Linked DNA regions of Homo sapiens: region 1 is linked to region 2. Evidence: read pairs that join two places in POLR2A ChIA-PET (ENCODE). Cell type or tissue: GM12878. All regions are shown on one strand. Each heading gives the region's core, and the rest is flanking DNA. Links, peaks and the distances in the headings are about the cores only. Region 1 has its middle 30 kb from the start of LINC03004. Region 2 has its middle 5.6 kb from the start of LINC02865.

Region 1 (5,389 bases), core at 148-5,147, 300 kb before region 2:
TATAACATTTCCTCATTTTTGTTATTGCCAAAGACTTATGCCAGCCACAAAATTCTTTCTGACAGTACGACTGATCTAGAGCTCAAAATTGAGTCCAGATCAGCTGCCAAGAGATGTGGAAGAGATGAAAATGAAATAGAAGTATTGTTTCCTTACCTAGATAAGTGCAGGTCTTAAGCACATTCCTGAAATGAGCTATCTTTGGCCCTTGTCTAGATTACTCTTTTTTTGTTTGTTTGTTATTTGAGACGGAGTCTCGCTCTGTCGCCAGGCTAGAGTGGAATGGTGCAATCTCAACTCCTGCAACCTCTGCCTCCTGGGTTCAAGTGATTCCCCTGCCTCAGCCTCCCAAGAAGCTGGAATTACAGGCAAGTACCACCACACCTGGCTAATTTTTGTATTTTTAGTAAAGACTAGTTTTCACCATGTTGGTCAGGCAGGTGTCGAAATCCTGACCTCGTGATCTGCCTGCCTTGGTCTCCCAAAGTGCTGGGATTGCTGGCATGAGCCACCGCGCCCGGCCTAGATTACTCTTATCCTCTGTAATAGTCCATCATCAGATGCCCAGGGACTCCCTGGTACATTTGCTCTGGTCTCCCATCTCAGCAGCCCAAACCATGCTTAAAAACTACCTACCTTCTCTCCCTCCTTTTGAAAAAAAAAAAAAAAAAAACAATGACAACCAAGCCAAAAAGTATACATAATACCCTTTTCTTCATTGTGGTTTATAATAGTAATTAATGATTATTTATTTATTTTTATTTGTACAAATGTATAGAGTGCATGAGAAATTGTGTTATGTGTATATATTGTGTAGTGATGAAGTCAGGGCATTCAGAGAGTCCACCACTTGAGTACAATACTTTCTTGTTAAGTATAGTCACCCTGCTCTGACCAAACATTGAATTGATTCCATCTTACTGTATGTTTGTATCTTTTAACCTATCTCTCTTTATATTCCCCTCTCCCCGCTACTCATCTTTCCCAGTCTCTGTTATCCATTATTCCACTCTCTACTTCCAGGTGATCAAATTTTTAGCTCCCACATATAACTGAGAACACGTGATATTTTTCTTTCTGTGCCTGGTTTATTTCACTTAAGATAATGACCTCCAGTTCCATCCGTGTTGCTGCAAGTGATACAATTTTATTCTTTTTATGGCTGAATGGTATTCCATTGTGTATATACATATACCACATTTACTTTATCCATTTATCCATTGACGAACACTTAGGTTGATTCTATACCTTTACTATAGTGCATAGTGCTGCCATAAACATGCAAGTGCAGGCATCCCTTTGATTTTTTTTTTTTTTTTTGAGACAGTCTCACTTTGTCACCCAGGCTGGAATGCAGTGACTCGATCACTGCAACCTCTGCCTCCGGGGTTCAAGCAATTCTCATATCTCAGCCACCCACGTAGCCGGAATTACAGGTGCGTGCCACCACGCCTGACTAATTTTTTTGTATTTTTAGTACAGACGGGGTTTCACCATGTTGGCCAGGCTGGTCTCAAACTCCAGGCTTCAAATGTCCTGCTTACCTCGGCCTCTCAAAGTGCTGGGATTACAGGTGTGAGCCACTGCACCCGGCCAATATATTATTTTTTATTGAGTGCTTACTATGACCAATTTCTGTTCTAAATACTTTTGAATAAATTCATCCAATCCAGACAGTAATTCCAGGTGATAAATTCTACCATAATATCCATTTTACAGATGGGAAAACTGAGTTAGAGAGGTTAGATGGTTTGCCCAGGGTTACATAGCCACTAAATGATAGAGAAGATTTTAAGAGCCCAACTCTAGTTAATGATCTTAGATACTACACTAGATTCCACGCGGCTTAGGCAAGAGCTAACAGTTAAAGCAACCAGATTTAACCAATTCACACTTACGTGTGAGTGATTGATAGTCATTAACCTTCCCTGAGAAATTTGCGCTTGTAGTTTTTAAATTATTTCTTTTTTCTTTTGACAATTTTGTTTTTTAAATGTTTAACATTTTAAAATTATTCTTTTTGTAGAAATTTAGCACTTTAAAATGATGTCTGTGAACCAGAGGAATCTCAATCAAAGCATTTTTATGAAGCACCTACTATGTACTGGCCTTATGCTAGGTAATGGGCATCCAAAGATGAACCAATCACAAGCCTGATTGCTGCTTTGGTTATAGGCACAGGTCTTTGGTCATAATTGTGTTTGAATCCCAGTCCTGCCACTTATAAGCAACCTATTTTACATGGCCTTTTTCTTCCGCCTGCAAAATGGGATAAAACAATAACTTTTTTGGGTGGATTTGATTAAATAATGTCTGTAACGTATTTAGCCAGCAAGCCAGCACACAGTAAATACTCAATATATGGTAGCTATTATTTTGAACTTTCTTCCTGCAGACATGCAAACAAAAATTACAAAGTAAGATAATGACCTCCTCTATAAATGCTGTAGTGGGAGTGTCCAGTGAAAAGTGGTGGTATGCTAGGGTGCTCTTCAAACTGTGCCTTACAGAGTTTTGAGGCACAGGCAGTCACAGGCATGCCTCTAGGGCCCAGGGTGGGCTCGGGGTGTGGAGAGGGGAAATGACACCCCACCGTTCCTGCCACCTCTGCTTTCCTTTCAACAAAAATAGAGCCAGTTTTGTCCCGTGTGTTTGTTAATATTGGTCTTTCCTGTCATGTCTCATTCAAGAATGGATTCTGCCTAAAATCCCCCTTGAGACTGAGAATCCTAAACTCAACTTTCTAATCATTTCTCTGGAGGTCCTTGCGTAAGTAAGTCTCTTACCTTCCTTCACTTCACTTTCCTCTTATGAAATGAGGTAATATATTTCTTCTGACTGATTATTATTGTTCCTTCCAGGTATAAAATTCTGCAAGTTTTGGGGCATGTCGGGAAAAAAGATATGTGGATATGCTACCCCAAGTTAACGTTGTCCCCTAGAGACACCTCCCCGAGTCAAACACATTTGCTGGTGTGTTGATTTGTTTCTTTATTTGTGCCATCTTTCTCCACATCTGAACTTAGAGACTCTCAGAAGATTCCTGGCTTTCCACAATAGCTTTCGAGGCAGTGGGGCAGCCCAGTAGGGTTCTGGGATGTAGGTTCTGGCAGGCATTCTACACATTGGTCAACTCCAATGCAAGTAATTTTAGCTGGAAAGTAGCTTTCTCCAATCAGAATTACCTCACTAAGGTCCTCTGCAGACCAGCTGCTGAGTTCATTACAACCCCTGAGTTCAAGGTAAGGGGACACTAGAAGTTACCATTGACCCTTGACAACTTCCCTTGCAGTGGAAAATTCATGTATGACTTTTGACTTCCCCCAGAACTTAACTACTAATAGCCTACTATTGTCCAGATGTCCTACCTATAACAGTCAATTGACACATATTTTGTGTTTTATGACTTATATACTGTATTCTTACAATAAAGTAAGCTAGAGAAAAAAAATATTGTTAAGAAAATCATAAGGAAGAGAAAATATATTTACTATGTATTAAGTGCCATGTCGATCATCATAAAGGTCTTCATACTCATCATTTTCATGTTGAGTGGACTGAGGAGGAGGAGAAAGAGGAGGGGTTGTTCTGGTTGCCTCAAAGGTGGCAGAGGTGGAAGAAAATCTGAGTATAAGTGCACCCATGCAGTTTAAATCTGTGTTATTTGAAGGTCAACTGTATTTTTTAAAATTGTGGTAAAAACACATAACATAAAATTTATCATCCTAACCATTTTAAATGTACAATTTAGTAGTGTAAAGTATATTCACATTGTTATACAACAGGTCTCCAGAACCTTTCCATCTTGCAAAACTGAAACTACACTCATTGAACACCAACTGTCCATTTCCCCCTCCCCCAGCCTCTGGCAACCACCATTCTCCTTTCCTAATGTTCATCCATGTTGCAGCATATAACAGAATTTCCTTCTTTTTTAAGGCTGAATAATGTGCTATTGTGTGTATATACCATATTTTTTTTTATCCATTCATCTGTTGATGGACATTTGGGTTGTTTCCACATCTTGACTATTGTGAATAGTGCTGCAATGAACACGGGTGTGCAAATATCTCTTTGAGATCCAGCTTTGCATTCTTTTGAATATATACCTGGGATTGCTGGATCACATGGTAATTCTATTGCATCTATTTTCAGTGCTCTTCTGCCACAGGCTGCCAAGAAAACTTAGGAAAAACTCACAGGTCACATTTGAGAGCTTTCATGCTGCTTAGAGCTTCCTGGTTTGATTCCATCCGAGTCTATGAGGAAATGGCTGCTCTGGGAAGAAGCAGGAGTTAATTCAAGTCTGGAGAATGCCTGCTTTTTTGAAATCCCCAGCATGCTACATGTGATATGGGCTTATAAGAACCACATGCTTTCTCATGCTCCTTTGGCTCAACCTCAGAGGCATTCTAGAGTTGGCCCTTGCAGCTAGAAACCACAAGAATGTCAATGATGCAATTTAAAATATGCCAGTTCCCACTCCACTGGTCTGTAAACTAAATAAATTGCACAAAAACCCCTACAGTCTCACCTCCTTTATCAGAGGAAATTATTGAGAAGGTTTCAGTGATTTAGAAAATATTCAAGCATAGCTTCTTAAACATCAAGTAGCAGCATTATATGGAGTTGGTTTTGTTTAATAGTTTATTCACAACACTCAGTAATTGAACCACTAGGTACCATGGTGACAGAAATGAAGGTAGATGGATGGGAGTTATAGAAAGACAATGGGTCCCCTGTCTTTAATGTTAATTAGTTGGCCCCTGCCATATATTCCATCTGTTCACATACTGTGACCTCAACATACATGCTGCATGAAGAAAAAAAACTCAAAATATATATTAAACAATTATTAAGTTGGAAGTTTTAGAAATTGACCTAGGAGGTTGATATTTATAAAATATTTTTCCTGCCTTTTGAAAATTAAATGAAGATATAAAATTTACCATTAAAGAGAGGATATTTCAATTTCTTTGCTGTTAACTAACTATCATTTGCACTTTACAGGAGAATCAATTATGGACAATTACCAGTCAGTTGTTGGCCAATCAGATATTTTGATCCATGATTTGCTCCAGGCACCATTGTGGATTTAGATGTGAAGACAGTCCTGGGATTTCAATTTCTTCAGATGCTAGTGGTGTTTCTTGTAATTGTCAAAGCAGTGAACCAATCAAAGCACCTGAATTGAGTTAGGTTACTGTATAGGGTATGGGTTTTAAAATTGACCTTTTACCTCTATAAAGTCAAGGTCTTGCAATTAAGGAGACTTTTAAATATAGTTCCAGTTTGGGTAAGTATCTAAGCCCAAAGGAAGAGAGGAGTTAGAAGTTTGTAAGTATCAGCTTCAAAAATTTTTATACCGAAAAACTGGCCAAGAGGGGAA
Region 2 (5,389 bases), core at 194-5,193:
ATAAGTATCCTTATCTTATTCCTAATCTTAGAGGAAAAGCTTTCAAATTTTCACCAAAGAGTGTGATGTTATCTGTGGACTTGTCATGTATGGCATTTATTATGTTCAATATCTACATTGTTAAGAGTTTTAATCATGAAAGGATGTTGAATTTGGTCAAATGTGGGTTTTTTGCATCTATAGAGATGACTATATTATTTTTATTATAAAAATGCTATTTTTATTATTCAATCTGTTAATGTGGTGTATCGCATATATTGATTTGTGTATGTTGAGCCATCCTTGTATCTTTGGAATAAATCACACTTGATCATGGTGTATGATCTTTTAATATGCTGTTGAATATGGCTTGCTAGTATCTTATTGAGGATTTTTACATCATTGTTCATCCTGGCTTATAATTTTTTTCTTGTGATGTCTTTTTCCAGCTTTAGTATCAGGGTAATGCTGACTTGGTAAAGTTAGTTAGATGTGTTCCCTCCTCTTTAATTTTTTGGAGGAGTTTGAGAAGGATTGGCATTAATTCTTCTTTAAGAAGAATTCTTTGGTAGAATTCACCAGTGAAGACATCAGGTCCTGGATTTTTCTTCACTAAAAGGTTTTCAAATACAGATTCAATCTCCTTACTTGTTTTTTGTCTGTACAGCTTTTCTATTTACTCATAATTTAGTATTGGTAAATTGTATGTTTCTGGGAATATATCCATTTTTTCTAGATTATCCAATTGTTGGCATATAATTATTAATAGTAATCTCTTATGATTCTTTGTATTTCTGTGATATCATTGTAATATCTATCTCCTTTTTATGTAAAATTTAATTTACTTGAATTTTCTTTCTCTTTTCAATTAATTCAACTAGTTTCTCAATTTTGTTTATTATTTCCAAAAACCAACTCTAAGTATCTTTGAATTTTTCTCTTGGTTTTCTAGCCTCTATTTCACTTACTTCTGCTCTAGTCTTTATTATTTTCTTCTTTCTGCTGACTTTGGACTTAGTTTGTTCTCCTTTTTCTAGTTCCTTGAAGTGTAAGTTTAGATTATTTGAGATATGTTTCTTCCTTTATGTAGGCATTTATTACTATAAACTTCTCTCTTCAGCTCTTTCTGTTTCTGTTGGTATGTTGTGTTTCCATTTTCATTTGTCTCAAGATTTTAAAAAATATTTTCTTGGACCCATTTGTTGCTCAGGAGTATGCTGTTCAATTTTCATATATTTGTGGATTTTCCAATTTTCTTCCTATAATTGAGTTCTAGTTTCATACTATTGTAGTTAGAAAATATATCTGATAAGATTTTAATTTTCTTAGATTTGTTTTCTGGCCTAACATATAATTTATCCTAGAGACTGTTCTATGTGCACTTGAACGTGTATTCTACCGCTGTTGGGTGGAATGTTCTGTACATGTATATTAGGTCTATTTGGCCTATAACATTCTTCAAGTCTGCTGTTTTCTTTTTGATTTTCTGTCTGGATGATCTATCCATAGTTGAAAGTCAGGTACTGAAGTCCCATACTATTATTTTATTGTTGTCTATTTTTCCTTTCAGTTCTTTTAGTACTTGCTTAATATATGAATATTTAGGTGCTCCAATGTTGGGTGCATATATATGTACAATTGCTATATCCTCTTGATGAATCTGTCTCTTTATTATTATATAGTAACCTTCTTTGACGCTTGTGACGGTTTTTGACTTAAAGTATATTGTATCTCATGTAAGTATAGACACTCCTGCTCTTTTTTTGGTTACCATTTTCATGCAATATTTTTTTCCCATCTCCTTACTTTCAGCCTGCATGTGTTTTTAAAGCTAAAGTGAGTCTCTCGTATGCAGCATATAGTGAGGTCTTTTTTTTTTAATCCATCAGCCACTTTATGACTTTACATTTGAGAATTTGACCCATTTACATTTAAAGTATATTATTGATAGGCAAGAACTTATTACAGCCACTTTAATTGTTTTCTCACTGTTTTGTAGTTCCTTTGTTCCATTCTTCCTCTATTGTTGTCCTCTTTTATAATGTAATGATTTTTGGTGGTAGTTTGCTTCCTTTCTCTTTATCTTTTGTGTATCTATTACAGCTTTCTGGGGGGATGCTTACCATGAGGCTTACATAAAGTATCTTGTAGTTATAACAGCCTACTTTAAGCAGGAAACAACTCAACTTCAGCTGCATGTGGGTGTTCATTGCCACTGGACCTGCTTTACAAGAAATTCTAAAGGGAGTTCTGCAAGTTGAAATGAAAAGATGCTAAATAACAACATGAAAACATATGAAAGTATAAAGCTCACTAGAAAAGTAAGTAGTCAAATTTAGAAAAACTCTACACTTTAACTTTCCTCCTCCATATTTTACATTACTGATGTCACAATTTACCTCTATTGTATATCATGTATATTAACAAATTATTATAGCTATAGTTATTTTTAATACTTTTGTCTTTTAACTTTTACATTGGAGTTAAAAGTTATTTATGCACCTACATTACAATATCAGAGTATCCTGAATTTGACTACATTCTTATTTTACAGTGAGTTTTATACTTTCTTATGTTTTGACGTTGTTAGCTTTTTTTTGTTTGTTTCAACTTGAAGAACTCCCTATAGCATTTCTTTTTCTTTTTCTTTTTCTTTTTTTTTTTTTTTTTGAGACAGAGTCTCACTCTGTCACCCAGGCTGGAGTGCAGTGGAGCAAACTCTGCCTCCCAGGTTCATGCCATTCTCCTGCCTCAGCCTCCCGGGTAGCTGGGACTACAGGTGCCCGCCACCATGTCCAGCTAATTTTTTTTTGTATTTTTAGTAGAGATGACTGTGTTAGCCAGGTTGGTCTCAATCTCCTGACCTCGTGATCTGCCTGCCTCAGCCTCCCAAAGTGCTGGGATTATAGGCGTGAGCCACCACACCCAGCCCCCTATAGCATTTCTTATAAGACAGGATATAGCTAACATCCCCAGGTGGTCTCCTTGCTTCCTCCATCCCACCTTGCCCCCTAAACTCTAGCATCCATTATATGAGGCTGACCCCTTGTGTTCTGCTATGGGATATGTAAAGTGAAGACAAAGAATTCAAGAGGCTACGTGCAATTCCTGATGCTACCTGAAACTAACTCTGATTCAAACTCTGTAATAAGTTTTCTGGTATTTGCTTAGTATTTCCTAGTTTTGCGTAGTGCAATAGCCTGTTCAATCATCCACAAAAATTGGGTAAATGCCCTTTAACTTTTTCTGTCTTCATCAAAATGGACTATAGAACTTGAAGCTGTTGGCTTTGTGTGCTCACCAGAGAGTCATCAGTTTTACAACTGAGACATTTTAGTGGTTTAGGGGGACTCCTCCCACATCTTCTCTAAACCCTTTTTTAGAAAAGGCAACTATAGGGGAATTCTGGTTATAACACCTCCTCCACACACATGCTTCCCCCTGTACCCCTCTTCAGGAAGCTGCCCATGTACTGGATCTAAAAACCTCAGACAAGTCTGAGAACTCCTGATCCAACATGCTGCCCAGGTTTCAAAGGGTTCTTATAAATCAGATTATGGCAGAAATTTCCAGACACTTTTTGGAGTGTTTGGGCATAAACAAAATCACTAATAAATATTAGATCATCCTATAGTGTCTTTACTTTCCCAGTTGTACCTATCCTGCACTTAAAAGAAATGACCCAAGGTTTCTGGACCCAGTAAAGACACTCCTAAGACAACATGAGAAGCCAGAATCCTTTGGGAGACTTTTCAATGAAGAGAGTTCAGAAAGCAAGGAAATGACAAGTCCTAACAAGTTGTTAGGAGAAAATGTACCATAATATGAATACCAAAATAAACGATATAGTTCTACATGGAGAATTCTTGCATACATTCATATTCAGGAGATTTGGGTGGGGAATGGAGTGTTCTGTTTAATTATTAGTTAGAATATAGTTTATTCATTAGAATATTGGTTTGGCTGCAGTTACAATGAGACTCAAAATAACAGCGACTTTAAAAACACATACTTTATTTGCCTGTAATACAAAAACACAGGTTGGCAATTCAGGCTGGTAAATTAGCCCCACAATCTTGACGGTCTTCTTTTTGTCGCTCTCTCATCCTCAACAGCTGGTTTCCATCTGAAAGTCCATAATGGCTGGCTTAACTCCTATCATCCTGCCAGCTTCCCAGCCAACAAAGAGAGCACAGGGGATGAGATGGCACATCCCTTAGCTTTAAGAGCACAGCCAACAGTGTACATAGTACCTTTATTCAGAGTCCACTGGCCAGAACTGAGTCCATAGCTATAACTATCTGCAATGAGTGCTGCGAAATAGAAGCTTTAGTTGGGCAACCATAGATTCTCTTATGAGAAGAAGAGAATGGGTCCTTGAGGGCAATTATTAGTTCTTCCACAGCCTACTTTCTAAGGATTAGAATACAATATCTAGAATTAATATAGAAAGTGGTTCTATAATTAACTACCAATCCCTTCTCACCAAAGAATTGGCAAAAAGCATAGTCTGGAGTAACTCCACTTTTATTATTATGATTGCATATATTTTTTTCTTAATCTCCCTCTGTGGCCCACATGTTTTACATGCCACATTGGTCTACGAAGTTATCATCATTTCTTTACAAACATTTTACATACTTTTATACTAATTTCACATACTTTTTAGTCTCTGGGCCTAAAGTTTCTAAATATTCTAATTTAAAGGAAGACTTTTCATTGACATTTCTATAGGTATTGATAATTTTGATGTGTATTGAAGAGACCAAACAATGTGTAAACTTTAAGGAGGCAATTTGGGGAAGCAGAAATATTATCAAGTTTAGATCAGATTTTTCTTTATATCAAATCCCAGCTCAACTTTTTACTAATTACTTGCTCTTAGACCAGTTAATTTACTTTTCTGAGCCACATATTTATTGGTTTTAGGTAGGGGGTGGGCTAAAATATATCCTTGCAAGTTTATTACAAGGATTAAATGATTCATTCCATAACAAATGTCTAGCAGAGTGCCTGCTACATAGCAGATGCTTAGTAAATGGCTATCTTCTTTATACACTTGCTAACTTCTTTATACACTTCACAAAATTCCTGCCACACTCCATCTACAAGTGATCTTCCTCTTTCTCTGCTCTGCGTTGTGAAAAGTTGAAGACGGCTCTGATGTTTTGGTGAGTCAAGCACCATTTTAAAGTGGTGTACTGCCTGAAGAATTCTTTCCCAGAGTGTAGAAATCATTTGCTCTATGAAATCTTCATCATCCCTTGCAGTTCCTCCTCCAATGGTCCAGGAGAGTTGGATTTTACTATTTTCTTTTTTTGCTGTTTAATTTGTTTTATAAATTAATATTTTGCTACTTAGTTGTTTCATCCCAGCCATGTGTGCTATATGTGCTTAAGGTCTGATCATC

Evidence for each region. Peaks named below come from ENCODE experiments on the same cell type or tissue, not always from the same donor. Only the 100,000 strongest peaks of a DNase experiment are listed, where the experiment ranks them.
Region 1: POLR2A ChIA-PET joins it to region 2 with 5 read pairs; 1 of 35 experiments calls an interaction of 5 or more read pairs at or near these places.

Annotation. Positions count from the first base shown.
Region 1 is chr6:137,632,952-137,638,340 of GRCh38, forward strand. No RefSeq gene overlaps it. Among named protein-coding and RNA genes, the nearest start is that of LINC03004, 30 kb to the right of the region's middle. RefSeq lists an enhancer at 1,449-1,558 and a silencer at 4,373-4,432. In GM12878, for the core only: no CTCF peak of the experiment used is centred there; a DNase peak (open chromatin) is centred at 4,431; H3K27ac peaks cover 1,131 bases.
Region 2 is chr6:137,937,053-137,942,441 of GRCh38, forward strand. No RefSeq gene overlaps it. Among named protein-coding and RNA genes, the nearest start is that of LINC02865, 5.6 kb to the right of the region's middle. In GM12878, for the core only: a CTCF peak has its summit at 3,024 (motif pointing left); a DNase peak (open chromatin) is centred at 3,149; H3K4me3 peaks cover 504 bases; H3K27ac peaks cover 3,015 bases.